Regions from separate parts of the Homo sapiens genome. Here region 2 is linked to region 1. The links are chromatin loops, found by intact Hi-C in ENCODE. Cell type or tissue: ovary. All regions are shown on one strand. Links, peaks and the distances in the headings refer to the core of each region. The heading gives the core; the rest is flanking DNA. Region 1 overlaps IGF1R (insulin like growth factor 1 receptor). Region 2 overlaps IGF1R (insulin like growth factor 1 receptor).

Region 1 (15,216 bases), core at 4,569-12,568:
TTCAGTAACTTACTTAAAATTTTGTTAGGGCTGCATTTTCTTCAAAGCCAAGTTCTGAATAAGAAGTATTTGTTTTGGGCTCTAGCCAGATTACTGAAGTATTGTTGAGGGAGATTTGCTGTGGAAGGTGTTGGGGGTACAGGGATTGTGAAGATAATGTAAAATATTTAACATTTTAAAAATTTTCAGTAAGTTCTCTTTCCCCAATGTCAGCATGACTTCTTCATTCATGTTCTTCCATCACTCTCCATTCAGTTAGAATCTCAATTGTGTAATATCAGTGGTAGCGACAATTATGAAATTCGTCCAGTGAGGAAAATCCGCAGAGCTAGAGCCCAAACCAGCAACTTTGTAGTGAGGATGACCCCACTGGCCGGGGAGAAACTGAACTGATTTTTTTTTTTCTCTCTCTCTCAGCTTTTTATTTTGAAATAATTTTAGACTTACAAAAAAGTTGAAAAAGCATCCAGGCATGGTGGCTTATACCTATAATCCCAGTGCTCTGGGAAACCAAGACAAATCTCTTAAAGCCAGGAGTTTGAGACCAAGCTGTGAGACTATCTCTACAAAAAAAAAGAAATTAAGTAGCCAGCAGTGGTGGCACGTGGCTGTAGTCTCAGCTACTTGGGAGGCTGAGGTGGGAGGATCGCATGAGCCAGGAGTTCCAGGCTGCAGTGAACTATGATCATGCCACTGCACAACAGTCTTGGAGACAGATTAAGACCCTGTCTCTTTAAAAAAAAAAAAAAAAAAAGTTTGTAAAATATCACCCAGTTTTCCCTAACGTTAGCATTTTACATAATCTATACACCAATTCTCACAGCCAAGAAATTAACAATGACACAATACTGTTAACCATGGACTATTTGAATTTCACCAGTTTTCCCACTAATATCCTTTTTCAGTCCCAACATCCTTCATTGTGTTTACTTACTATATCTAGTCTTCTCCAGTCTGTAAAAATGTGTCTATCTTTGCTTGTTTTTCATGACCTTGATATTTTTGAATAGTATGGACAGGTTGTTGCATAGAATGCTCCAAATTGGTTCTAATGTTTCTCATCATTAAACTCATTTTTATACATTTTGGGGAAGACTACTACAAGATTGACATTGCATCTCAGTGCGTCACATCTGTGTGATGTCAGCATCTTACCACTGATGATCTCTTAGCCTTGAACACTTGATTGAGGTGGTGCCTGCCAGGTTTCTCCAGTGTAAATTTTCTGCTTTTCGCATTGTTACTGATATCTTAGGGCTGATACTCACAGTATGCAGATGTCTCGTTTCTCTTTTTTCATATTTCTTTTCTTTTTTCTTTTTTTGAGACAGTCTTGCTCTGTTGCCCAGGCAGGGGAGTGCAGCCTCAGACTTCTGGGTTTGAGCAATCCTCCCATCTCAGTTTCCCAAGTAGCTAGTGTGCACCATCACTAATTAGTGCCCCACCAGTTTTGTTTGTTTGTTTTTTTGTTTGGGCAGAATCTCGCTCAGTCGCCAGACTGGAGTGCAGTGGCGCAATCTCGGCTCACTGCAACCTCCAACTCCCTGGTTCAAGCAGTTCTCCTGCCTCAGCCTCCTCCCAAGTAGCTGGGATTACAGGCAGGCACCACCACACCCAGCTAATTTTTGTATTTTTAGTAGAGACGGGGTTTCACATGTTGGCCAGGTTGGTCTTGATCTCCTGACCGCCCACCTCGGCCTCCCAGAGTGCTGGGATTACAGGCATGAGCTACCATGCCTGGCCTTCACCAATTTTTAAATTTTTTGTAGAAACTCACTATGTTGCCCAGTCTGGTCTCGAACTCCTGGCCTCCCACCTCAGCCTCCCAACCACAACTGGCCAAGGTCCTGTTTCTCATCACATTGTCACTCACTGATCTTGTCATGCTTTGGTGGAGCTTATCTACAATAATTATTACTGCCATGCTTTAATGGCAATTTTCTATCTTATTGTCATTTATTCATTGGAATTTTTACATAGGAAAGACCTGCTCCTTCTCAAACTCTAAACAGTTTCATTCACCATACTTTTCTCCAGGTAACTTTCTGGGTGGCTGAAAGTGACTTTCAAAGAATGGAGATATCTTTTCAATGTTGAGAGAGTGGCAGTCTGCTGGTTCCCAAGATGCCTTCTTCACCTAGCATTGAGACTCTGCAGAATGCCTTGACCACAGTTGTGATTTGGATCTGTTGGCTTGCAAAGCCCATTTGAGAATTTACAAAATCATTTTCACGGCCTGAGAGTCTTTTAGGTACTGATTTTTTTCATCCCTTCTTTACTAACAGACTTTATTTAGTAGAGTATTATTGGACAGGTTTGGGGTTCACCTTTATGAGAAAAAACTTAGATTTTCTAATTTCAGCTTTTTTATTTTCTTCCATCAGTGGGACAAAGTTGACATCATTGCCTAAAAGTAATTTCTGTGATTATCTGTGTATTTCAGTTAACCATGTTCTTTGGACTCACTGTGGTCTTCAGCAGGGATGGTGGCCAAACTATGTTTAGAAAGATAAAAATTAAAATGACATCTGCATCCTTCATGTAAACCCATAAAAAATAGCACGTGACCCTGAAGATCCTCTGCCTCTCATTCCAGGCATTACAATTGAAAATGCTATCTGGGATGTTAAAAACTAAAACTATTCTAGGACTTAGTGGAATATTGATAGTTAGGGAATGCTGTTTGCTTTCTTGAATTTTGAACCTGTTATTGAGAAGGTAGATGCGCCTGTTTACCCCAGGAAGGCTCCTCTTTGAAGACAGTGCCCCTGGAGCACATGACCTTTTCATGCCCTTGCCTGTCAAGACTTTTCCAGTACTCTAAGGTCAAAGGGCGTTGGGCCAGGCTGATCTAATCAGGGTATTAACCTTGCCCCACTCATCTTGATTTATTCCTAGATCCCAGTTCCCAGAGCATCCCTTTAGAGCCTCAGAAATGGAACACAAGACAGCTGAAATAAGCCCGTGGCCAAAAGGCACTCTGAGCATGAGGGAAGTAAGCAGGCTTCCCTGTCACTGCTGAGGCTCTGTCATCCAGCCCCAGCTGTCCTCTTGTGATCACTCAGCAGACCCGGGAAAAATTCAAGAATTTGTTTTTTAGTGTCAGTGGGAGACGTGGGGATCCTGCTTTTGCTGGGAGAGCTTCAGTTGTCTGAGTCCCCACTCAACCCCAGGCTCCTGCCAAGGCCACCAAGGGCAGGAGCACTGGAAGGCTGACTATGGAGTGAAGAGGCCACTGGGTTTCACAAACAGCACTGTCAGCCAAAGCTGTAGCTTGTTAGCCATCCAAAAGAATCTTGCACCTGCTGCCAGTGAGCTTACACCTAGATGACAGCTGGAGCTGACACTCATTCAGCCCTTACTCTATGCCAGGTACTATTCTAAACACTTGCCATATACTCAGTTGTCCCACAGATACAACTATTTATCCCCACTTTAGAGACAAAAAATTGAGGCACAGAAAGGTTAAGTAATTTGGCCAAGGAAGTGCAGCTAGTAAATGGCAGACCTGGGGTTTGAACCGAAATCAGTGTGACTCTAGAGTACCTACTCTTAGACCCTACTCTCTACTGCCTCTCATTAGAAGTCTCCCCCACCTCCCTACCACCACCATCACCACCCACCCTCCCAGCCACATATATGCTCACACTGGGTGGTTCAGATGGCTAGAAGTGGCAGCTCAACCTTGTGTGCCTCGGACACGAAAATATTAGGTTCAGACACCACTCAGACTTCACATTTTCATTAGTTTTGGGTAGAGGAATGAGAATAAATATTCAGCGAGACAGCCTTTTCTAACTGCAAGATTGCATTCCTCTTCTTTCTAGATGCAGTGGCAAGAACAGTACCCTGGATGGTGGAGCTGGTAGTGGTAGATGAGATAGAGCAGTCCCTTGATTCTGCTTTGTCCCCATTAATGACAGATCTGAGGGCATCCAGAAGGAATCTCCACAAGCCCAGCCTCCACAGTGGCTGCTTCCTCTACATGGTAGAGTGGTGCTCACCTCCACTCCTCCATAGATGCCAAGTCATCTGTGGTATAGATGTGGATGTCTTTGTTCAAATGGTCCTTGAGTCTTTGCTCAGATGATCCTTGGTTCTTCATTTCACCTGGGAAAGAAAATAATTTGCCTGTTGTCATTTTATCCATAATATTAAGAAAACTTAATGGCACAATCTAAGCTTTTTACCATGTTATTTATCATGGGATTACTTTTTTCAGGTGTCTTCTGAACACGCAGTTGTCCCACCAAACTTTGACACTGCCCTTGTGATTAATTTTTGCCTACATTAATCACTCTCCCTTGTTTTAATTGCACATTACATTCTTTTCTGTCCTTCCCGGACATCTTTGCTAGCACAGTGAGTGCAGGGAGGACTGTCACGGACTCTCTCCCCTCTTGAATGGGGGCATTCCAGCAGAGTGTGTTACATGAGCTCAGAGCACATGATGTGAGAGCCTCGTGATGAAAGATACTGCAAAAACAGTGCGCACTGTTATCAAACCTGACTGCCTTCACATCTTGCTTTCTGTGGTGCAAAATAAGGTTTTTATAGTGTCCTGTTTCTTCTGTTATCATCTAAACCAATGGGGAACGGTGAGTAAGTAGTAATCTTCAGAAAAGAAGAAAAGACAGGGAGGAGAAAGTGTACTGGAGGCCTGCTTTACCATTAAGTTGTTAAGATGGAGTCTCACTCTGTCACCCCGGCTGGAGCGCAGTAGTGCAGTCGTGGCTCACTGCAACCTCCAACTCCTGGGTTCATGCAGTCCTCCTGCCTCAGCCTCCCAAGTGGCTGGGGACTACAGGTGTATGCCACCACAACTGGCTAATTATTTATAGAGATGGGGTCTCATTTTGTTGTCCAGGCGGGGTTTTTGTTTTTTGTTTTGTTTTTTTTTTTTTTTTGAGGTGGAGTCTTGCTCTGTCACCGAGGTTGGAGTGCAGTGGTGCAATCTCAGCTCACTGCAGCCTCTCCCTCCCAGGTTCCAGCAATTCTCCTGCCTCAACCTCCCGAGTAGACTAGCTGGGATTACAGCTGCGTGCCACCACGCCTGGCTAACTTTTGTATTTTTAGTAGAGACGGGGTTTCACCATGTTGGCCAGGCTGGTCTCAAACTCCTGACCTCAGGTGATCCGCCCGCCTCGGCCTCCCAAAGTGCTGGGATTACAGGCGTGAGACACTGCGCCTGGCCGTCCAGGCTGGTCTTGACTTCCTTTCGCTTGTAGCCTCCCGAAGTGCTGGAATTACAGGCGTGAGCCACCGCATCTGGTCTCTAAGTTTTTTTTGAAAGTGTGTGTGTATGTGTTGAAAAACAATCTTACTGCCATCATATTGAAGTTACCTAGTGCATTTCTTCTTCAGGGTACGAAGAAAAAAGAAAAGTATGTCCTGTGGTTGATAGAAATCAGTAAAATGGAGCCCTGTACGAGGAAGTGCTGATGAGACTCCAACTAACTCCATGGAGATGAGCTACAAAAAAAAATACTGATTGGGTTCAAATCCTTGGCCTGCCATTTACTGGCTGTGCTTCCTTGGTCAAATTACTTAACCTCTCTATGCCTCAATGTTCTCATCTCTAAAGTATGGAAAATAATTGCATCTGTGTGAAAACTGAGTTACTATACGTAAAGTTTTTAGAATAGTACCTGACATACAGTAAGTGCTGAATAAGTATCAGCTAGAGAGAGAGAGAGTTAGTTTCCAGCAGCCTGTTTCTGTTTGGGGTCACATGTGGTCTCTGTCCACCTGGCTTTTTAGGCCTCTCTTACCTGTTCCCTGTTTATCCTTGCCTGCCCCAGGGAGGAGTTTGAGTTGGTACATCCTGACTGGGTACTCTGCCTGTGGTTAGCAAATACTCTGCATGTTGAGTGCTTTCAAAATACAGAAACAAACAACTTGTGGAGGCATTGGAAAAGTGTGTTTGAGAAACAAGCAGCCTCACCATGAATGGGAGTTTGTTTCCCTTTCTCGTCTTTCTGGTCATCTGCTGCACGGGCAGGAGGAGCTGTGGGTTGCTTTTCTTCCTTGGAACATGGAGCACCACTCTCCCCTGTGCTGATACACTTACAAAGAAGTTCACCTACTCCTTGGAAAGTTCTGGAAAAGGGGCTTCTACACTGTTGGCCTCTCGAGGAGAACGGTTTTTGTTTCTGTCTTCCTGGAAAAGAGGTGACTGCTGGCATCATCTTTCTAGATAAACTCCTTGCTATGATGCCATTAGAAGCAGTGTTCTTTTGTGTTTTGCTTTTGTTTTTCCCTGTAGACAGGAATAACATTTTGACTAGAAACTTCCCTGATGTAATAACGAAGATGGCCTCCTTAGAAAGTTCCAGAACAGACCCCTTCACCTCTGTCCCCAGAAGCAGAAGTAGGTGATGCACTTTCTTGGCAAGCCACATAACTACCATTTCTCTACAATCGAAGCTCAAAAATCTGTGCTTGTATACGTTCATTTTTTGTTTTTACTTCTTTACTTCCTTTGATAAGACAGAAACTTCTGTATTAAAACTGATTTAACTCTGAGGGGCTAAGTGAACAACAATCTGTTGTCCTATAGAGGTCAAGGCAGTGCTCACAACAGGATCATTGTGCTGCTGTAGTTCAGTTTAGGGGACGGGGAATGTTTATAAAAACAAAGTTTTGAAATGAGGACAGGGAAAGGCTTTGTTTACCTGGGGCTCTAGACTTAAGGTACTCATTTTGCCTGCAGAATAATGAAATGCAGAGTTGTAATTAGAAAAGGTTGATGTAATTGATGTGTTAACAATTTTTGAGGTTTTTCTCTTTCCACTTTAGGACAGTCATGCAATTATTTTTCTGAACCAAAATCAGAACCATCAGTCGAAGGCTAAAACAGGCCTGGGGAAACACTGTCTTTTGGCAAAGAAAGACAAAGATCCTTGTTCTCTAGGCCAGTGTGCATATGTGTGTAATGCTTTAAAGAACAATTTTGACAAGAACTCTTAGGATGCAACTTGTAGAGTGATTTTTAAGGAGATGCAGTAGGATTTGTGCAAGTATTCTGCTATGAGCCTAAGATTTTCAACATGGAAATCTAGCCATGCAGTGACTCGTTCACTTTGGCAGTGTCTATCTTAGTCTGGGGGTGAGCGTTTGTAGAAAATATTTAGAGACTCAAGTACACTCATTTGAATTTTTGCTGTTAGCAAATAAATGGCAATATGTGTAACGTGGTGAATGGGATGTAAAGCTGTCTTTATATTACCACGGTTAGAATTTAATTTTGAAAGTTGCAAGTCAAACTGCTTCCTCTTGCGTCATTAAGTTGTGCCTCTTGTTTGCTCACCGGCATGTGTGTCCTTGTGTCATTTTGGTTGCTGTGAAATTGCTCTTACCATTCTTTCATCCTTCAACCTGCTGTGCTACAATCCTAACATGCTGTTTTTGTTGAAAATGCATTCACTCTTTTTGGCATCTTTTTTCCCCAGAAAGTTAGAATATTGGGAATTCATTGGTATTAGTGAAATTCCCACCTAATGCAGCAGTTTTTTTCTCTTACCTGCATAATAGACGCAGAACAAATTAACTCTAAACGGATTAGAGCTGTCAACTGACAGATACTGTGCGAGATACTGAGGAAGCCTCAGAGATGATACCAATAAACAGGACAGGGCCTTCTGGTCGTGTTTCTACTTCTCTTATTGGTTTGTCTTAGCAATTTTGAATTGCACTGAAAACGAAATTTCATAGGTACACGATACAGTAGTTAGTTTTAAAAGTTTTTAAAATATTAAAAAATTGAAAGTATTTAAAATATTTTTAAAATATTTTAAAATCTGCTGTGTGAGATAGATAGGAGACCTAGCTTTTCTTCCTTCTTACCTTGATCCATAGAGAAAGCAACCCTGAAAGAAGAAAAACTCACCCATTTGAGCTTTCTTTTGTTTCCACTGAGCAATACGGAAGAAATTCACCGCTGGTTATAGGTCTTCAGTGCTTTCTTCAGAGTGGGATTGTTTTTTGTTTCACCATAAGTAGTAGTCTATTAAATTAACAGTTGCTAGAGAAGAAGCTGCATCTATATATGCAGTTCTCTTCTTGTCAAGCAGTATATTTTCACGATAGCAATGAAAAAATTCCATCCTCACCAGCCGCTGAAACATAGTAATACTGCAGAAATTCCTGTGAACTATGCGTTTGCTGCTTCCTTTTGTTTGTTTGTTTTCAGAGCAGATGGGCTTGTTTGCTTTTTGCTTAAACATTAATCAAAAATCAATTTATGGCTATGTAAGTGGCATTAGATAATTCTCATTCTGACTACAGTAAATAATATCTATTTGTTCATGTTAGATAAGTCTGGGCGGCAGTGGAATGTAAAATAGAATTACATGAGATATGACATATGGCTATGTGTTTTATAAATTAATGCTTTTATGCATGTGGGAGGAGAAGTAATTTAGCTTACTGACAAAAAGAAAAGCAAAGGAAATTCCAGAGAAAGAACAGGATACCAAGTCTAAATAAATTTGGAAGACAAAGAGAATATCATAGTTTAGTTCAATCTTTTAAACAAATTGTCACAATTTATACGTTGGGATAAGAGAACCATGAGAAAAGGTATATTCTAAGTCCTGAACATCTTTCTATACCCTGAAGATGTTTTTATAGCTCTTCTGCTGACTCCCTGCCAAAAAAACTATTTACGGTTTGGGGTAGGGGGCGTGTCATGCCATACAGCTAAATACACTTTTTTCCTAATCTAGGAGGCATGTCTACTTACAAATAAATTGCTTAAACTAGTTAGGCTTGTGTAAATGTAACTGACATTTCCTTGAGATCAGAAAAAGTTTTGCTGATTAACTATATTTGTGTGTGTGTGTGTGTGTGTGTATTTAGAGAGAAGGAGGGATTTTATAATTATTACAATTTGATTTGAAATGTCTAGAGAAAGTGAGAGATTATGGAAATTACCATAAATGCTCCCTTTTTCATAGATTTAGATCTGTTAATTGCAAGAAATCTTTTTTTAAGTGAATCAATGGGAACTTTTTATTTCTTCCCTAAGATTCATTTAGCCTTGAAAAGGCCAAAAGTTGAATGAAGCTTCTAAATGCCAATCTTTCCCTCCTTCTGTTAAAGAGTATGCTTCAACTATAATTACATTTGCATTGTTTAAAATATTAGTAATTCTACAGCCAGACCTCTGAGATAGCTGAGAAACCAAAAAGTGAAGTTCAAAGACATCATCAGGCACCCTCTCCACACACAACATACCAGGCCCACCAAGGAGTTTACATGAGTGTTTTTGCCTTGTTAGCCGTGGAACGACCTGGGCAGTACCCAAAACTTAGCAAACTCTTCTTGTACCTTGTATTCAGTAGACGGTCAGTAGCACCGAGAGTAGGGAGAAGAGTAAATATGTTTCTAATACTTTATTCAATGTATGTTGTTAACAGTGTAGACACTCTGACTTTCCTTGTGAATTGCGCCTCAGTATTTAGTTTTCATTTACCCTGGATCAGATAGGGCATGATAACCTTTGAGGGGCTTTGTGCATATGTAATTTGGAATCTGAGTCAGTCGGGCTGTGTCTCTCCCAACTTCCCTTCTCATATTCTTCTCTCTCCTCCTCCTCCCCTCCCTCCTCCTCGCCTCCCTCCTCCTCCCCCTCCCTCTTCCTCCCCTCCCTCCTCCTCCTCCCCTCCTTCCTTCTCCTGCCCCCTCCTCCTCCCTCCTCCTCCTTCCTTCTCCTCCTCCCTCCTCCTCCTTCCTCCTCCCCCTCCTTCCTCCTCCTCCCCCTCCTCTCTCCTCTTCTCTCGTTTCTCTTCTCTCTCTTCTTTCTCTCTTCTCTCTCTACCATTGCTGTCAGTTGAGATGGGCCTGTGCGGCACTTTGTTTGCAGTTGATTGGCAATCTTCTGTTCTACTACTGCATCTGAATCATCACTTGCTTCCACCAGTTCTCTGAATGTCTTACCTAGTGATCCTGGTGGGGAAATTACAGTGATTAGTGTTCCAATTCTTGTTTGCCCATAAGTGTTTCAAAGTAGTATTTTTAAAAACTCTTCTAAGACATTCTCTCTTCTCATAGTAGATGCAGTGAATCTTAAAGGTGCCCTAACTAAAATTTTTGTGCTATAAAATTGGCAGCTTTACAAAATAAAAGGTTCGAGATATGAGCCTGATCAAGGCTCTGCATTTGCAACAATATCCTTGGTTTGCCTGGCCCTGTTATATTTTGCTGTTGTGATATGACTCCTGCCAGTGCTATTTCCATTTAACCTTTGTTTTTCTAAAAGACAGTAATAATTTTTCATTTCTAGGGAGTCTCTGACATCAGCTAAAGGAAAGACACTTTTCTTTGACTGTATATACATTTCTCCCCATTTCATTAATATCAAAGTTGCTCTTTCAAATGGCTTATAAAATTTTAAAATTACACCAGTTGCATAAGCCTGCATAAAAAGCAGACTCCTACATAAGCTGACAATGCATTTGTACCGTGGTGTTGAGCAGTTTTAACATCCTCCGTGCCTCTGTGCTTCTGCTAGCTACTGCTCTGATAAAGTTATCAAGGTATCATTGGATGCATTGACCAGGATGAAGACACAACAGTATGGCCTTATTAAATTTGGAAATAATGAACAGACGAGTAGAGAATTTAGGAGCAATATAGGCAAGCTTAATAGGTCTTTACTTTGGGGCCTGTAACTCCAACTACATATGGAAGAATTTAAGTACAGGAAAAGTTAAGCTCTTTTCCCAGTAGTTCTGCTGACAAGTTGGGTGACTTCGGGATGGTTACCTCTTCATGATACCACACGGTGATGGTAACAGAGGCACTGTCCAGTCTCTGGTTCATGCACACTGGTCTTCTCAGGGGTCCCTGTATAGGTGACACAGTGGAGAACAGGGCAGTACTGCCAGACTCAGGGACCCAGTTCATCGAGAGGGGCAGTGTTTCTCTTATGCTGCCTTAAAGGCATTGGATGCCTTTTGGAAAGCCAGTGGACAACTCCTGCATCCACCCAAGATTAATGTTAACAGCTTAAAGAATCATTGCAATCAAGGGAAATTTTGCAACACTTTGTTGGGATATTTTTAAATAAATGTGTGAACACCTTGTTTTAGGCTTGCTGAAAATGACCCAGGAATTCCTTGACCCGGGAATATAGTGTATGGCTGCCAATTATTATATTCCTTCATCAGACAAAGGCGGAACAGTTCACTCTTTTTCTTTTTTTTGGACACAAATTCTCACTCCCTCACCCAGGTCAGAGTGCAGTAGCATGATCTCGGCTCACTGCAACCTCTACCTCCTGGGTTCAAGTGATTCTCATCCCTCAGTTTCCCAAGTAGCTGGGATTTCAGGCACGTACCACCATGCCTGGCTATTATTTGCATTTTTAGTAAAGACAGGGTTTTACCATGTTGGCTAGGCTGGTCTCGAACTCCTGACCTCAAGTGATCCTTCTGCCTTGGACTCCCAAAGTGCTGGGATTAAGGTATGAGCCACCTTGCCCGGCTACCGGACAGTCCACTCTTTACAGGGGGGCGTCTTGGTATAAGTATGGAAAGCTCCGTAGATGCCGTGTCAGTCCATACCCTCACCACCTTCTTGACCCTGTGCCGATAAACTAAGAGATGTGGGCAGTGTACCATCTGGAAAGGAAAAGGCTTTGGAGCCAGGTAGTCCTGCCTGCATTTGAATCTGCTTTCTACCACTTACTTACATCAGGTTTTCCTTGTCTATAAAATGGAAGTCCTTGTACCCACCACCTAGAATGGAAGTGAGGATTAATCCAGACCAACGATGAAGAGTCCAGCATGCAGGAAATGCTCGTTTATAACCATGGAAGTTTCGAGGACTTTTGAAATTCGATGACATTAACCTTTGAGGTGCATTTTAGTTGGCTTGTGTGATGAGGCCTTTCTACTTCTAGTTCCAGAATCGTCTGGATCTACATTATGTGGGAATGTTTATTCCCCCCTTTACTTTCCCAAAATTTGCTAAACATTTTCATTGCTATTTGAGTTTTTTAGGAGACATACTGAGATGAAGTTAGGGATGTGAAAGGTTTACTGAGGATAACACCAATGAAAGGAAGAGAGGAGGAAGATGATGGGTGTGGGGAGCGGTTTGACCAGGACTCTGATAGGACAGACACTCTGCCAGCCCTCCGGGAGCTCATTTGCAGAGCCCCCTGTTAGATGGATATAACCGGGCCCTGGGACCATTGCTGGGCTCAGTTACTGGCCAGGAGCTGCCTAGGAAGAGTGTGACCTAGGCCAAAAGTTGAAGTGGACCCTAGAAGAGCTAGCAGCTGGAGGGCATCTGCTAGTGACACTCTGGAGCTGGACAGCAAGTCCTTTCTGAAAGAGGATCTGAGCTGAGTATCCCTGTGGTCCAGTATTTCAAGTTGGAACCTCTAGGTTTGAAAAATACATGTTTTGGGTGAGAGTTTGATTATTCTTAAAGGGACATATCTTTCAAACATATGGCTGTGGAAGAGGAAACTTGTTTTTGACTTGTAAAATACCAGCAGAGCCTTGCAGTGATCACAACTTATGTGAAATACAGACCATCACCCACAGTTTACGTGTTCACACTAAAGTGCCAGTCTCTCTATGGGTTTTAGAGCTGATTTAGATACATGCATTGCTAATACAGTCAGCCCAGCCAAGATAGTGCCATCCTCCGCAAGCATCCACTAAGGCATGGAGTCAGCTTCCGTCATTGTTAGATCAGTACTTGTTTCTTTCCCTTGCTTATTTTTCCTAACCTCTCTGAACCTGCTGTGTTGGAAGCTTAAGGAACATCATCCTCTGTTGGGCAGAATTCTTCCATGGCCACCCCAGCATTATGCCCCACACCATTTGACTTACTCATTTGTGAATGCCAACTCAGAATGTATTGCTTTGATTCTTGATTAGGATCTCAACCTCTATTTATTGTTAAGACTATCACCCTTTGATTCCCCCCCATCCCATTGTGTCCTTCTAAAGGCACAGAATAGAACATCTTCTGCCAGAAATAACATACAAATTTATCATCATACAACTGTACAATATGCAAATAACTTGCTAGATGATATTACTGAAGATTCTACATCCAATTAAAATAAAAAGAGAAAACACCTTAAGATAACCATACTATTAAAAGATACAGAAGACAACTGGAATAAATGGAAAGACATACCACATTTATTAGACAGGAATAATCATCATTAGCAAGATGGCAAGATGTCAGTTCTCCGTAAGTTTTTCAATTTAATATAAATCCAAATACAACAGATTTTTTTCTTTTAGTTAGATTCTGAGGTTATCATTAAAACAAAAACAAACAAACAAAAAACTGAACAAGAGCAAGGAGTCCTTACCAGGTATTAAAAACTTCCATAGTGCCTAAATAATTAAAATAGTGAGATACCAATAGATGAAGAGACAGACCAATGGAACAGAATAGAAAGTCCAAATGTAGATGCAAGTACCTGTGGAAATTTAGTTATTCGATAAAGGTAGCTTCACAAATCATTGGGACTAAGATAAACTCTTGATTTACTGGATTGGGGCATGTAAATTATGGCCCAATCATGCCATGTTTCTTTTCTCTGGAAAAGAAAGTAAATTAGGTTCATACATTATACCATGTACCAGGCTAGACTCCAAGTGAATCCAAGGTAAAAGTGTAAACAAAACTATGAAAGTCCTGGAAGAACACATAGCGAGTTCCTTTTTATAACCTTGGAGCAGAGAAAGCCTTTCTAGTTTCAACTCAAAATCCAGAAGCCAGAAAAGAAAACATTCATAAAAATTGAATTTAAATTACAAAAAAACTTTCTGCATGGCCAAAAACCATAAGCAAAGACAGATGCCAAACTGAGAAAAATATCTGAAACTTCTATCACAAAGAGCTAATCTCCCTTGTTTAAAAAAACAAAGTAAAACAGAGCTCCTAGAAATTGTTAAGGAAGAGGCTAACAGTTCAATAGGATTTGGGATGAAGTATTGAACAGATAGCTCACAGAAGAAGAAACACAAATAGCTAAGCATAGAAAAAAAGTTTGATTTCACTCATACGAGAAATGCAAATTAAAACTACACCAAGATACCATTTTTTCACTTCTCATATTGGAAAAAATCCAAAATATTTGATAACACACTCTTTGGAAAACAACCCCACATGGCTGGGAGGACGGCAGAATAGCACATCTATAGAGGAGAATTTGGCAATATCTCTCAGGTTATAAACACGTATTCTTTGACCCACCAATCTTAGAGGGGGCATTTACCCCATAGACTTGCACACATGTGAAATGACAGTTGTGCAGTTGTTCATTGTAGTGTTTCAAATGGCAAAAGATGAAAATGTCCCCCAAATTCCATCACTGAGGGAATAAGTAAGTTAGGGTGATAGCTCCCAAGCTTATTTTCTCTTCAGAATCACCTCATGAAGAAAATGAAGGTCTGTGTGATAGTAGCTGGCAGGTGGGCATGGTGGTGAGGGTGGTGTTTGAGCGGAGACCTGAATGAAGGTTGAGAAGGAGCCAGCCACTCACAGACACAGAGGAGGCCTTCAGGCTGAGAGAGCAGAGAAGGACCCTGTGGCAGAGACAAGCTGGAAACAGCACTGCTTCCATGGTCTGGAGACTGGAATATGTGGGTTCTGCAGACACCTGGGGGGGGCACCACCTGGTAAATCTGCCTTTCAGCTCTTGGTTCTTCCAGCAAACCATGCCAGCTGTGGCTCTGTAGCCATGTCCTCGGAAGATGGCAGAGGTTGCAACGAGGCCTCTCTGAGGTGCTCTGGGAGCACAGAGGAGTCAGGTGGAACTTGTGGCATGTTGCCAAGGGAAGAAGTGATTTTTAGACAGAATAGGAATTTGCCAAGAAGAGAAGTCAGAAAAGCATAACTGGCAGAGGAAGCAGCATACGTTACAAGTAACTGCATGTGTACAGGGAATCACTGAGTGATGGACAAGGGCTTGGCACTTGGTGGGGGGGGGTACCATGTTAACATGTTAGCAAGAAACTAGGTAGGGGTACTTGACTTGGGGGCAGCAGAAGCAGGTGTGAGTGTTGGACAAGACGAGAACTGAGTGCTGCAAATGTTTGGCAAGACTTGATTGAGTGCATATTGTGGACCTGTGTCTCCACTGGAGACACAAATTAGAATATAACACCTTGCCCTGGTATGCTCAGGGTCTACTGAGGTGGAGAAACCTGCAAGTAGAGTCGGAGTACAGTGTTGAAA
Region 2 (15,216 bases), core at 4,702-12,701, 43 kb before region 1:
AAAGGATAAATTATGGTAGGTGGTTGTTACCCAGGTTACCATTTTAAGATGATTATGGCTGGCCCAAATTAGGGGATCTTTTCATATATGTATTATATATTTTAACTTCAGTCTTTTAAAAATGAATATTCCTAGGTGGCATGGGAGGGTGGGAAGGTCAAAAGCCCAAACTTCTCTTACTTATTGGCTGCTTCCTTGAACTTAGCGTTTTTCTTTTGGAAAAGTGAGCTTTTGTTTTTGGATATTTTGTACTGATACTCTGTGCCTACACAGATTTTGTTTTGGTTCAATAAGAGTTGATATTTTGCCAGGGGTTGCCTCCCATGAGATTCCAAATACAGATGTAAGTTTAACAGGCTTCTGAACTGGATGTTTCTATGCGCTGAAACTCTGTAAACGCGTGTAGCTTTGTCTACCATTGTATATTGCTGTATTGATTTGTTGGGTTGTTTTTTTTCTTCCTCCTGAAAAGCTCTGGTCTGTCCTCTGCTGATACAAAGACTGGTCCATTCCCCAGGGTCACTGCAAGAGAACCTCCAGGGCCTGGCCACTGTTAGATATTACTAATCTGTGAAGTTGCTCCAAATTCTCTTGCCCCGATCATAAAGTTCCATTGAGTTCAATTTTATGTGAAGGTTCTTTGTCAAAAGGAATAAATGTTTATTCAACAGATCCAGTTGTTGTCAGCATTGACAGATGTGAAAATTAGCAAATAGCAAGAAGTCTCCCCTTTAGAAAAGGAAAACAAGTACTTAAAAAAAATCTTGTGTTGTCAATAAACAAGTCCATTTTAAAAGCATCTTTGAAGGTGTGTAATGAAAATGGAGGCCTTAGGTTGTATCAGGGTTTATGAGGAGCCAGCTTATATGTAATCAGATGTTCCTGTTACTGTTATCACTGTAGTATAGGGCTTAGTTCTGCCCTTTAAGTCACAGACTCAAGTTACTCCTGATTTTACCAGCAGTCAGAATACATTTTTCTTTAAAAGGAAAAGAGACGATATCCCAGTGCTTCTCTATACTAAAACAGGAAGAGAAGCTTCCTTGTTGAAGTGACAGTTTAGATGTTGTTATTTTGACAGAAATATTAGTAAATATGTCACATTATCCCTTGCTAAATATTTATAGCATAGAACGTATACTCTGATGCATAATATTTTATGAAAGAAATATCTTTTGCCTCAAATCCCTTTCACTGTTTTGACATGAATCTATAATTTATACCCAGAGGTCTGCAGGAAAAAGACTTTATTAAGACCCTTTTATTTCAGCCAAGATAAAACTCCATCCTAAGAGGGAACACCCTGGAATCTTTGAGACCCTTAAAGGTGGGGTATTCTGAAATACCTGTGTTCGTTCCTTTGCTAGAATTTAGATAGCTTCACTTTTGCAAAAAGGCACAAAATGAGGGCAATTTTTGATGGAAAATTTTAGTTTTTGAGATGAAGCAGGGGGCACAGTGGCGAAGCGCCCTATCTTAGCACTTAGGTAGCAGCCGTAACAAGTGTCCTGGGTATTCCTCCCTAGAAAGGAAATGTTGGTCACAAATGGCAGTGTCCTCTGCATTCAGTTCAGCTATGTGACTGAAAGACACTGTTCTTCAGCAGCTGTGAGTTTACAAGATGTCGCACATTGAGTATTTTTCTCTAGCTTATTTAGAAACGCCAGTCTAGACTTCCGCAGTTTTGGATTCGTGGCCATAGTTTTGGCCTTTATTAGATGGCCCTCAAAGGTACTTTTCAGGTGGACATTGATTTCATGCCAGCTGTCAGAGATGATTTTCCCTAGAAATGGCTGGGTATATGGAGACATTCTGTATTAGAATGGAGGTATACACCCATCTCTTCTGTATTAGAGAGCAGGTGTTGCCCCCCGTGGTGCTCAGATTGCTTAGTGTGAGAAGGAAAAGACCAGTGATAAGAGGAGGAAAACTGCGCCTTCCATGTAGCTCAGTTAACAGCATCATGATTCTCCAGGATGGCCCCATTTCTGTTTTTATTTACAAAATGGACTTGAGAATTAATTAGTAAGCAAACTGTCTCCATTAGGTAAGTGGCATTCTGATTTGTCTGTGTAAAGTTCCATTTCCCAAGTAATGTGTTCCAAAGCATTTTTATGTACAACTACTGGAAACTGCTGTACAAATGTTTGCTGCTATTTGGTTGTAACAAAATCAGTAATGAGTTTCAAAATGGAATAATTTCAGAGCCCTTCATCTACAGTAGTTTGGGAAACACTTGAAATACCAAGTGATCTGAATTCACTACAAGCTCTCCAACTGGAAAATGTGCCTGGTGTCGTCTTCAAGCAAGAATCCCCCGCCCCTTAACCACTGCTGCTGTGGACTTGAGTCTTCAACCTTGTTTTGTAGACTTTAGCATTTGTATTGTGTCATCCTTGACACCTCCCCAACCCCAGCCTTCCCAGCTTTGATTGCTTACCTTAGCAATGCTCTCAGCTTGGACCAGAAGGCACGGATGTTTCCCTGACCTTAACCTCACTGTGTATCAGCTCAAGGAAGAAGCCAGATTTGCTGATGTTGTAAGCACTAAATTATGTTCATAACATTTAACCCTCACATCCATAAGCAAACTAAGTGGGAAAATATTGACTATTGTAGCAGTCATAGATTGTTTAGGAAGCAGCAAAAAGGCAAATTTTTCTTTAAAGTTCAAAATGGGGCGAAAGAGGGTAGGAAAGGAAAAGTTTATTAAGAAAATTGTATACTACATTAATTTGACTTTGCCGTCTAGACTTAAATTAAATTCATGTATTTTTTTGGTCTTAACACATTGACATGTATCAGTAAGTTAAAAACTTAAAAATACACAAATGATTAGATTAGCATTATTATGTGTTTCTTTCTTGTTTTTTGTTTTGTTTTGTTTTGTTTTGTTTTGAGATGGAGTCTCACTCTGTTGCCCAGGCTGGAGTGCAGTGGCATGATCTCGGCTCACTGCAAGCTCCGCCTCCTGGGTTCATGCCATTCTCCTGCCTCAGCCTCCCGAGCAGCTGGGACTGCAGGCACCCGCAACCACCCCTGGTTAATTTTTTTTGTATTTTTAGTAGAGACAGGGTTTCACTGTGTTAGCCAGGATGGTCTTGATCTCCTGACCTCGTGATCCACCTGTCTCGGCCTCCCAACGTGCTGGGATTACAGTCATGAGCCACTGCGCCTATTATGTGTTTCTTATAGAAAATCTCTCTAATTTTTTAATAAGCATGTTTTTACAAATGCTGTTTCCTGAGAACTGTCGCACCACATGCGACATGCCATGCATGCGACTGGAACATGCCAGATATTTGTGGGTGGTCCCTTCGTGTCACCTGTGCCTTCTTACCAAGTAATTTGAAACACCCGTGTAAACTACCTTTGGCAAATAGGATAGCTAAATCACCGCTAAGATTTATAATTTACTTTTTGGATATCTGAAACATCAACAATACAGCCATCCATGGCGTGTTCCTCTGGAGTGTGGTCCGTGCCGTCTCTGCCTGCTCCATCTGGCTGATCCCAGGCAGGCAGCTCAGCTCTCAGCAGACACAGATCCCCAGCACATATGAACGTGAAAGAGGCTTCTCCGTGGGAGCGAAGTGGCCAGCAGGTGTCACAGGCTGTGTGGGCCCAGCATCGTGTGGGCACTGTGCTGGGGGAATCCCATCACAGCATGTGCTGGCGTTAGTAGTAGACTGTGTGTGTCTCAGAGGGTCCAGAAAGTAATACAGTAAAGGCGCCTGGGGGTGTGTGGGGGTGGTTGGTTGGGGTTTGCTTGTTAGTTTGTTGTAAAAGCCCAGCTTTTCATTCTTGGAAAGATTTCAGCCAACTCGAGAGGGTTACCTGCCAGGAATGCTGCAGAAGCAAGAACTCAGTGGGTGAGCACTTCCATTTCTTCAACAAATGCTTCTGAGTCCCTGACCTGTGCCAGGTGCTCTTCTTGAGCTGAGAATCCTGCAGGGAGAAAAGAGATAAAGACCCCATAGTCCTGTGGTTTACCTTCTAATGAGCATACTTTTGTCGATCAAACAGGGTGACCTCTCTGGTGTCTCTGCACACTACCTGTATGGTCTTTGCGTAGCTGATGGGGTCTCCTGACTAGTGATTGGTGATTTTAATCTGGATTTTGCCACAGCACTTATTTTCTAACATATGACTTAATTTACTTAATAATTGTGTCTATTGAATGTATTCTTATACATACACACAGGCATGCACACACGGACACGAATATAAGCTTTACAAGGACAGAAACCTTATCTTTTATTTATTTCTTCCTTGTGTATCCTGAGCACTGAGAACAGCCTGGCACAAAGCAGGGCTCAGGAAATGTTTGCTGAATGCATGTTCACACTGGATGTGTTCGAAGGCTCTCACTCGCGACTCCTGTTGGCTTGTGGAGAGTGCATCTAGCTGTAAAAGCCATGGTGCTTGGATGTCTTGGGGTGCTGAGCCTGTTCCCCCCTCATTTGGGGGTGTGGTGCTATGCTGGCGTTTGGGTCCATGCCCCGCATTTCTGATGGCTGCCCCATCTGCCCTGTGTGGGGTGGCAGAGTTCTGTGTACACAGAGTTACATTTCGTTGTTCCTGGCTTCTCTATGGATGACAGCAGCACTGATAAATGCCACACCTGCTTTCTCAGCAGTCTTGCGGGGTGATTTTTCCTCTTAAGGAAGTCACCTGATGTCCATGCTGAGTAGGAAATGCATCCAAAGCTTTGGGAGCTCAGTGTTGGCCCCTGGGCTGCAGCCCGAGCCCCGTTTTAGAGCTGTGTCTCCCAGGCAGCTGTGATGACTGCTCGAAAGCCCACTCAGGGGGAAGGTAAACCTGATGCCCGGGTGTTTGGACAGTGAGCATGGCGAGTGGACCGTTACCTGTGCATAGAGTTGTTCATATGTGGTGACAGATGTTGGGCTGTTATTTAGTAACTTCAAATTGTTTTTCTTTGCGTCGGAGCCATGTCTAGGTTCTGAGTGCTTCTCCCAGGTCAGATGGAGAGCTCTTCATTTGGGGTTGGGGGAGCGGGGTGGTGTTTTCAGGTGCCCAAGGCATTCCATGCACATGCACCTGCAGGGTATGTGTCATCTGGGGTAAGACAGAGCCCTCCCGGTTCCTCTTCTGGATGTGTGCTTTTAGTTTTTAAAGAATGTCAGTATATACATTGCCATTTATTCAACAAATACGGACTGAGCATTCTGTTGTGCTGACGTAGCTACTTGGGGTTACAGAGACAAAGCCAACTCCATTCTCCAAATGGAAAACAAATGGAAACATTCTAGTGGTAGAAACAGACAACAAACAAGTAGACAGAAAATAATGTCAGACAGTGGTAAGTGCTATGAAAAAAATACAGACTCACTGATTGTGATGGAGACTTTTAAGTTGGATTCTCATAGAAGGCCTTTCTGAAGAGGGGACATTTGCCCTGCCACTGTGAATCAGCCATGAGAAGACGTGGAGAGGAACATGAGGTGGTAGGCCCCAGCGAGGGAAAGATCTCCATGATGGCATCGATTATTCGCTCCACAAATATTATTGAGCACCTGCTGTGTGCCAGGCACTGTTCCTGGTGTCAGGGTTATAGAAGTGGACAAAATGAGGCCTCTGCCTCTGTGGAGCTTTTATTAAAGTAGGGAAGGGGATGGGAGGGCTGGGTCACATGTTAGGTGTGGGGTACAGGGTACGTGGTGCCAGGCAGGTATCCGGGTACCTTTTTACGTAGGGTATTCAGAGAAGGTCTCTAGAGAGGTGACATTTGGACGAAGACCTAAAGGAAAGGGAAGGGAAAGGCGAGGAGCTTGGAGAGCTTGGTGCATCTTGGTGGGGGATGGGGTAAACTGAGTCAGTTATGTAGGGCCCTGGAGGCCACGGTGAGGACTTCGGCTTTGACTCTGAAAGGAGATGGCAGAGTTTGGAGCTGGTGTGTACGTTAACAGGACCATGCTGGCAGCTGCGTTAAGAGAGACTGTAAGGGCAAGGACAGAAGTAGAGAGACCAGTAGGAGTAGGCTGTTGCCCCAGTGTAGGGCAGAGAAGATGAACCTTAGACCAGGATGGTGGAGATGGTCAGTGGAGAGAAGTAGTCAGAGTCTGGAAGCACCAGCAAGACTGTCTGGTGCACACAGGATGCACGTGGGATGTCCAGTGAGGAGGATGAGATGAGGTTGGGTGGCTGGAGCCTGGTGAGTGACAGGCAGAGAGGGCTATTAGATCACATGGGCCCTGGAGCCATGGTGAAGAATTTGGATTTTGTTCTCTGTGTTGGAAAGTTAGCAGAGAGCTTATATGGGGGGTGAGATGGCATAGGGACAATGTTAATAACAGCAACGAATATTTATTGAGCACTTACTGTGTACCAGCTGTTGCAACAGCCTCTCAAGGGTTCGTTCTGCTATTAGAGCCATGTTATAAATGAAGAAACTGAGGCACAGAGAGGTTAGCTAACTTGTCCAAGATCACACAGTTAGGGACAAACTTGACAGAATTATGTGTGTCCTGGTATGTATTTCAGTTTTCTTTAGGGAAGGTACCACAACTTTGGGTAACTATGCCCCTACCCCAGGATTTAAGATGTTTTGATGGTTGAAGGGCGATGTTTAAGAGTGGGACCAGAGAATATTGAGGTATTAAAATCTCACTAAATCTGTATTCATTATATCTGTATTCATGGTATAATTCATGTGCCTCCCCCTTTCGTGAGCCCCTCAAACATGATCATGGATATGTTTTCTCCACCCGTAAAGTACGTTCATATTCATAGAAAACCCACAGAGAACTGCAGACCTGAAGGTTTCTTTGTAAGAGCTTTCATTGGATAGCTAGAAGGGCTGCAGTAAGTTTAAAAAAAAAAAAACCCAAACCACCCTGGATTCCAGGCTGCACAGCCTCTAGGAGGTGTGGGTAATCCCTTTATAAAGCTTGGCATAATTTCTGTTAAGACTTGCTTATTTTGCTCTCAGCTTGCTATCTTGATATGTTTGCCTTTGAGGAGGTTAGAGTTATTGTGATTTAATCACAGACCATGTATTTCGCAAGATTCATTTGGTATCTCCAGCTTGTTTTCTTGTTTCCTCGGCTGTCAGTCCACAGGCAGAGGTGGGAGGCGGCCGGCATGGGGGACCGAGTGTGGTAGAAAGGAGTGTTTACTTAGCGGAGGGGAGTGCTGAGGGCTGCTGTTACCTTCCCAGAATGGCTGATCCCCAGCAGTGATGAGCAGGCTGGGATCGTGGTGTTAAATTTGGTATTTTCTAGAAATATATAGCAGGCTTTCCCCTCCACCTGCCCCCCTTCAAGGTTTCGAAGCCTTGTGTTTTGCAAGAGTTGAGAGGGGAACAGTTAATAGCTTGGATTATCTTGTCTCTGGAGAGAATTTATGTATCAATTCACCGGAAGACTGCTCTGGTATTAGGGCAACAAGAATGGTTTTATTTCTCCCTTCCTTTCCTGCACTCTGTTCTTATGTAATTCTTGTATTAAAACCATTCCTGGTAAATTAGAACATGCTCTTGTATTTGGGCCCTGCTTTGAAGAAGGCTGCTGAGTCTAAAAAGTTTGGTAGCCTCTCGTTTCTCATGGTGATTTCTGAGATTTCTAGGGACTTGGTGTTTTACAGAGCTTGTTGAGTTGCACAAACCAGCCTCCTTGGCCCTTCTAGGTGATAAAAGATGCTGGGCTGGGAGGGCAGCTGTGGAAAAGGGTGTGGGCGAGGGAGACAGTGCTTCATCCTGCCTGGATGAAGCATGTTGGTTGTTGGTTTATTCATAAATTAGAAAAATATATTAAGAATTGAAGTTGTTCCTTATCTCATAAGATTTCTAGCAGGCTGCATAAAGTCTGTAGATGGTAATATCCATTTAAAAGTGGACAATGAAAAAATTACCTCTTTGGGAGTTGTGTTGCTATCTCTACCCCAATTTGGCAATCTTTAATTAACTTGGCAACCCCCGTTTTACCAACAAAGAACAACCTTTGATTAAAAAAAAATAAAATGTCAGGGAGTGAAAGATACGGAGTGTGACTCAGCAGATGGGAATTCCTTTAATAACACGCTGGGTGTTAGCGTTAGAACCGCCACTGAACAGCTCTGCAGGATGCCCTCCCAGCCCTCCCTCCACCTATTTGGATTAGACCAGGAGACTGCAGCAAACTTCTCAAGGGGAGGCGAACTTGGTGTTGGTATCTGAGCGATTGTCTGTTTCAATTGTTTCCCTCTGTCTTGGAAAACACCGGCACAAAACACAAATCCAGTCCCAGTTCCTGCAGCTGCTGGGGCGAAGCAGGCTTTTTATGAATGAGGCCCAGAAGGGGGAGGAGAGGGCTTGTGTTACAGCAGCAGTTGGGTAATACATTTCATTCACTTGCAGCCATCTAGCCCAGGCTTCATTTTAAAGGATATTGTTCATTTTTGGCAATTCAGATTAGACTTTTTTTCTTCCTTGTGCAACTGTTGGTAAGTTAGAACACGAAGCATGTGTGTGCATTCTTTTTGCTTGCTTTTTTGAGTGTTTGCTCCTTTAGTTGGGATAAATGGTAGGAGAGGTAGGAAGGCTTTGTCATCCCCGGGGACCTTGCTTACTTCTCCCTCCCAGCACCACTTAAGAGAAGAGGAGGTGGCCTCCCTCTCCCCAACCTCAGAGCCCTCAAAGCCCTTGATAGTGAGCCTGAGCACTTGTTAGGAGGTGACTTCTACCTGGGGTGTGCTGGGGTCCACATGTGCCAGTCTCTCTGCCCTGCTCCCCGTGAGCGGCTCTTTATTTGTGGCCCTTGAGGCCCCATTGTTGTGGCCACCAAAACCTGAATTGGAAGCTGTGTGACAATGCTGGTCCCCCTCCCTGCACTGCTTCCTGCTGGGGGCAGAACAAAGAGAGCGGGCATTGTCTCTGGCATAAATGAACCTCTATCAAAACAAACACCCAGAGAGAGGGGCAGCCTGGTTACAGCTGCCTGTGTGAGCCTCGACAGTGGGCCTCATTCCTCACAAAGGGAGCTTTGAGGCCCGGAAGAGGCCTTTCCTTGATGATCGAGCTGTGCACAGGGAGCAAACCCCAAGCCGACTGCTTGTCTGTGCCACCCTCAAACAATGATTTCCCCAAATTGGACAGCCTGGGTTTGTATCCTTGAGCACGGTTTTGGGAAGAGCATTCTGCATGAGGCATTGTAGCTATGTGTATGGAGTATAATTCTGTTTTCAGGTTGCTCTGCCACAGAGGTTAAGAACTCCCTCTTCCAAGGTAGACATTGAGAACAGAGACGACCACACTGGGTTTTCACTGCAGCTTTTAAACAGGATGACTCCCAGCCCCCATCCCCGTGGCTAGCAGCAAGCAGGGACTCTGAAACACTGCAAGCCAATGGACTGAGCATCTTACTTTTGCTGTCCGTGTTTTGGTGTTTTGTAAACCCATCTGGTAATGACCCTGATGCCCCATGTCCCAGCAAGGGCATAGGTACCTGCCATTGTGCACCAAAGTCCCTTTCCTCATGGCCCTGGCTGTTCTCCTGCATGGGGTCATGTGTGTCCCGTTACCAAGTTGTGGCCCCTTTTCAACCTTGAGTGCCACATCTGGGCTGTTGTAGGCATGGGTAGTACAAGCTGGGTTTGTTACTCTAAAAATGAAAGGGAGGATCAGTTGTTAATACCTTCCTGTAGGTGCGAGAGGGAATGAGTTGAGGATTCGATCACTGTTTATAGCCAGTCTCGGATCCTGATTGTGAAGTCATTCTTTCTGGATAATAACTACTATATCCAGCATCTTGAGAGTATAAAATAAAGGCACATGTTGTACGTCATCTCTGAGATGTAGCGATGGCTTGGACTTTGGAGGCTGATGAGAGAAAACTCATGGTGGTGAGCTGGAGCAGGGTGTGGCTGGCGGATTCTGAAGGTGCTAGCCCTAGTTTTACAGCTGACCAGGGAAGGTCATTGAACCCTACAGTCTTGGCCCTGAGAGAACCTTGGAGGACTTAAGGATGGAGAAAGGTGACAAAAGAGATGCAAGCCAACAGCAATTTTGTGGAACAAAGTGTGTACAGGATTTGAACTTAACTCTGCGAAAGACAGGGGTTGCTTGTATGCACGAATTCACATCTGAAGAATGCATCTGATTGTGGCTGCAATTTCTGTGGACGTGCAAACATCTACCTGTGCATTTTATTTGTCTAGCATCATTGAAAGAGTTTTTTGCTTGAGTTGATTTCCCAGGTAATTGAAGCTTACTTCTCAAAGCACAAGATATTTTTTCTCATATATTAGCGGTCTTAAGTGAGTGAGACCCCTAAGAATTCTTAATTCCTTTATCTTACTTTTCCTACAGGAAACTTATTATGTTTTCCTAGATAGGAATTGTGCTACCAAAAATGAAAAGTAAACGTAATATGTAATGTTCTACTGGTAATTGTTTCCATTTTAGGTTGACACCGAACTAATGATATTTAAATTGTAGCTGACTTGAAACACAGTGAAAAAATGGTTTCCTGCTGTTTTTTTAAAGCTGGATTCAGTAACATGAAGGTAATTAAAAATGTACAGATCTCAGTAATAGACAGTCATATGTTGCTTAATGACAGGGATATGTTCTGAGAAATGCATTGTTAGGTAATTGGATTTTATCATTATGCCAGCATCATACAGCGTACTTTCACAAACTTAGTTGATACAGCCTACTACACACCTAGGGTCCATGGTATAGCCTGTTGCTCGTAGGCTGCAAACCCGTGGAGCATGTTGCTGTTCTGAACGCTGTAGGCAATGGTAACACAGTGGTAAGTATTTCTGAATCTAAGCATAGATAAGGTGCAGTAAAAAATATAGTGTAAAAGATAAAAAAATGGTACACCTGTATAGGGCACTTACTAGGAGTCAGGCTTGCAGGACCAGAAGTTGCTCTGGGTGAGTCAGTGAGTCAGTGGTGAGTAATTGTGAAGGCCTGGATAAATACTGTACACTTAGGCTACACTTAGTGAATATTACATTTTATTTATTTATTTATTTATTTATGAGATAGGGTCTTGCTCTGTCCCCCAGGCTGGAGTGCAGTGGTGCAATCACAGCTCACTGCAGCCTCGACCGCCAAGGCTCAAGCGATCCTCTTACCTCAGCCTCCTGAGTAGCCGGGACTAGACGCACACACCACCATGGCTGACTAATTTTTGTGTTTGTAGTAGGGATGAGGTTTCACCATGTTGCCCAGGCTGATCTCAAACTCCTGACCTTAAGTGATCCACCCGCCTCGGCCTCCCAAAGCACTGGGATTACAGGCATGAGCCACGGCGCCTGGCCACAGTTAACTTTTTTAATAAGTAGAAGGTGTACACTCTTAAATAACTATAAAAAGTATAGTAAATACATAAACCAATAACATAGTCACTTATTATCATTATCACATATTATGTACTGTGCACTGTTGTACGTGCTGTACTTTTATACAGCTGGCAGCACGGGTTTGTTTGCACCAGCATCCCCACAAACATATGAGGAACATGTACATCTTACCACGGTTGCAATGTCACTAGGCAATAGGAATTTTCTAGCTATATTCTATCCTTACAGGACCACTATCGTATATGCACTTCATCTTTGAAACGCTGTTAGCTGCCTCATGACTGTATTTCTATTCCTCAGTCATGGGCTCACCATGCAGTACACATGTGTGGTCACTGGAGGGAATGGAAGAACACTGAGGAAATGCATAGCCTGTTTCATATATTTATTACACTATTATTTATTTAGAGGAATGTTAAGAAATCTTGCTTTTATGTAGTTTTAGAATGCCATGAAATATCTAGTTGGGGCATTATCTGCCATTTTGCAAGGTAATCTTCCACTTCTGAATAACGTTACAAGTAACCCGCGTTTGGAGGACTGATTTGGGACTAAGGCAAGGAATTTAGGAGGCACAAGTAGAGGGGAAGAAATAAACACATGACTTTTGTTTTTGTTTTTGTTTTTGTTTTTTGAAAGAAGGACAGTGGTTTGCTTGTTGATTCTGCTTTGAGAGGATGGGGATGCACTCCAGAGAAAGTGAAACGGGGCTATGGGAGGAAGAGAGCAGCGCACACACAGCACCTGCATTTGATTGTGAATGCGATTGTGACTCCTTAGGCAGGAAGGAGAGTGCTAAGACCGTCATCATGGACACTCAGAAAATACCTGCTAATCCGTTTACTGGAAGATACAGGGAGCTGCAGATAATTATTGTTTTTTAAGATGGAGTTTCGCTGGAGTGCAATTGTGCAATCTCGGCTCACTGCAACCTCCACATCCCCAGTTCAAGCAATTCTGCCTCAGCCTCCCGAGTAGCTGGAACTGCAGGCGTGCACCACCACGCCTGGCTAATTTTTTGAATTTTTAGTAGAGACAGGGTTTCACCATGTTGGCCAGGCTGGTCTTGAACTCCTGACCTCAGGTGATCCTCCTGCCTTGGCCTCCCAAAGTGCTGGGATTACAGGCATGAGCCGCCACTCCCGGCCGCTGCAGAGAATTTTTAAAATAAATGATAGATTCTCACAGATAAGAAGTACAGGATAATTATTTGCCAAAGTTTGAAACTGCCATTATATTCAAAGGCATTCTCTTTTGGGAGTGGTTTTATATTTAAGGTTTGAATTTAGATGACCTCAATCTTGAGGTGTTATCGGAGCATTACAGGGGAGTCTTATATACATGCAGGTGCGATTTAATTTGAAGATACTTCCATTTAAACTTTATGCTGCCAGAGTTGGCCAGCTAAGCAAAAAGAATTCTGATAGGTCTTATTCTCCTCCCCATCCCACACGCTGATTTTTTTTTTCTTTGTGTTTGGCCGAAACATTTTACATTTCTCATTTTTCACAGAGCTACTGTTTCTCTAGGATTGTTTTCCCTGAAGTGTGTACCCTGTGTTTGGGCAGAGCAGCAAGACCAGACTTCCAAATGGCATGCTGCGTTTTAATGTGCTTTCATAATTGTCTGTTCCAAAAGGGTGCCTGTGTGTGTATGGTGTGTGTGTGTGTGTGTGATTCAGAGCACCTGAGAGCACACTGCCCGTTGTCCCCTCCAGCCCTTCTGAAATGCAGGCCACCCTTTCTGTTTCAGTTGCCCCTTGGGTGGCAGTCTGTGATAACTCAAGGTCAGGAGGAAGTATTTGTTTTGGTTGTCTTGTTTAACTAATTAAATCTTTAATCTTGGTCCTTAAAAGAAACTAAAATAAAATCGTAAAGTAGTTCTGATAAGTCCTTGCCATAAATTATTGCTTTTGTAAACGCACATAAAGGACTCTGAACTGTTGCTACTCATAACATTTCTGACGCCAAATGTGTGGGGTTTTGCCATACCAACAACCAGTTGTCTAACTCTCCAGACACCAACTGGGGGCCTTACAATTCAGTGCAGTTCTGACACTCACCACCTGGAGTTAGCACAGACTCCACAGGGATGAGGGTTCAGTCCCACGAGTCTGCCCTTGCTGCAGATGCGAGTAGCAGGTATGGGGTGCCCACACTTCTGTCTGACTTGCCTGAAAGGTTGAGAGTTTGTTGCCAGGCCCCTTGCTTTCAGGTCTGATAACTTGCTAGGTTATTAAACCTGAAACTTGATAACTTCTGTAGATGTTGAAATTAGAACGGCCTCACTCACCTGGGCTCACAAAATTCCAGAAAGTAGTTGACGTCCTATTACTGGTTTACCGTGAAGGCTCTATGTCCAGAGTGGACAGGACAAGTGGAAGAGTGGCACAGGGCGAGGTGTGGGGGGTGGCGTGGAGCTCCTTTTCAGGAGTCTCTAAGAAGGTGGGACTCCAGCGGCAATGCCTTGTCCATGTGCTAAGCCAGCCGAGGGCGCACGAAGTGCTGTGTGGTGTCCAAGCTGACTTGGGAGGGACAAGTTTGGGGCCAGCCCCCCAGCCTCCCTTGTCATGTCCCACCTCTGCTGGCATCTGTGGGCTTAAAGTGCCTTCACTCCCATCCTTTTCAACTATTTCTTGATTAAAAAAAAAAAACAAAAAACTGTTGAATAGTAGGAGACTCTCTCTCTCATTGGTATTTGTGGGAATAAATATTAAATAAACACTTTCTAATAGGTGTTACCAGGACGCCTAAGGAAATTATCTCACAGAGTTTTCAACACTGTGAAAAGAGAAGCTGACTGCCAGGGAGAGATCCCTTTTTCCTAGTCCTTGTGAACATGTGCTGGACAGCCAGGAGTGGCACTGTGGCAAGAAACACCCGTTCTCTGGCATTAGTAAGAGGGATATAGCCAAGGGTATCTGTATACCAGTGTTAGGCCCATACATCCATAAAACATTGATGTGAGAGCTTTAGGGCACAGCTGACCCTAAGCCTAACGTGATCATTAATGTCATGAAAATTGGAGAATTGGTCAGGCGCGGTGGCTCACACCTGTAATCCCAGCACGTTGGGAGGCCGAGGTGGATAGATCACTTGAGGTCAGGAGTTCAAGACCAACCTGGGCAACATGGTGAAACCCCGTCTCAAAAGAAAAAAAAGAAAAGAAAATTGGAGAATTTATAACGTCTGATGTGACCTGTTCTTTAGGTGTTGAAATTAGAACGGCCTCACTCACCTGGGACATTCTTCAGCTCACGCCCTGTACCTGGCTTACAGTTGCTCAGTGAAATGCTTTCTTGATTGTAGCATGGTGGGATTTTTATAAATCCAAATGACTTAGAGGTAGGTGTCACATTTTTAGCAGCTAAAATCATACTAATCGTAAAGCTCAGATTCCTGTAAGTAGGGCGCTGAGCACAGGCTGCATCCTGGATATATGAATAGATGAACCAGATCGTGTACATGTGGGACACGTTCTTTGTCCTTTGGGACTTTCTTTTGCTTGGATGTTGGTAGTAACCATGTAAGTTCGGGCAGCTTTCTAGAAACTTTCCTTGTTGTGCAACATTATGCAATAAATGCACTGCTTTGTGATATCTGAGACGTTTTGGTTTTCTTCAGCTTGTTTGAGTTAAATTTAGACTCCTGGCATAGTTTTAGGTTTGAATGCATTCTCTGAGATAGGATAAGGACCAAAACATCCACTCAGCAGCCAGATGGGATTTTATCCTTGTGCTGCCATTTTTGAGACTCATGCCTCTGTTTCACTCTCTGTAAGATGGCATTAATAGTGAGGGATTGTTGTGCTGTGAGGTTTAAATGAGCTAATCCCTGTGAGGAGTTTACAGCAGGGCCTGGGCCATAGTGAAACACTGTGTATGTGGAAGCCACTTCACTTTTG

The links. A loop is a pair of places that touch in the nucleus more often than their neighbours do. Peaks named below come from ENCODE experiments on the same cell type or tissue, not always from the same donor. Only the 100,000 strongest peaks of a DNase experiment are listed, where the experiment ranks them.
Region 2: it touches region 1 in a loop (2.2-fold over the local background); 51 of 110 quality-filtered maps call a loop at or near these places.

Annotation. Positions count from the first base shown.
Region 1 is chr15:98,835,787-98,851,002 of GRCh38, forward strand. The region is part of intron 2 of IGF1R (insulin like growth factor 1 receptor); the gene reads left to right. It overlaps LOC124903561 (a long non-coding RNA gene), which reads right to left. Exons shown (of 2, transcript XR_007064773.1): 1 at 4,214-15,216; 2 at 1-4,110. Among named protein-coding and RNA genes, the nearest start is that of MIR4714, 59 kb to the left of the region's middle. In ovary, for the core only: no CTCF peak of the experiment used is centred there; no DNase peak of the experiment used is centred there; H3K27ac peaks cover 1,318 bases.
Region 2 is chr15:98,792,535-98,807,750 of GRCh38, forward strand. The region is part of intron 2 of IGF1R (insulin like growth factor 1 receptor); the gene reads left to right. Among named protein-coding and RNA genes, the nearest start is that of MIR4714, 16 kb to the left of the region's middle. RefSeq lists a silencer at 2,226-2,520 and enhancers at 4,418-5,209, 6,911-7,606. In ovary, for the core only: no CTCF peak of the experiment used is centred there; a DNase peak (open chromatin) is centred at 8,257; H3K4me3 peaks cover 260 bases; H3K27ac peaks cover 1,339 bases.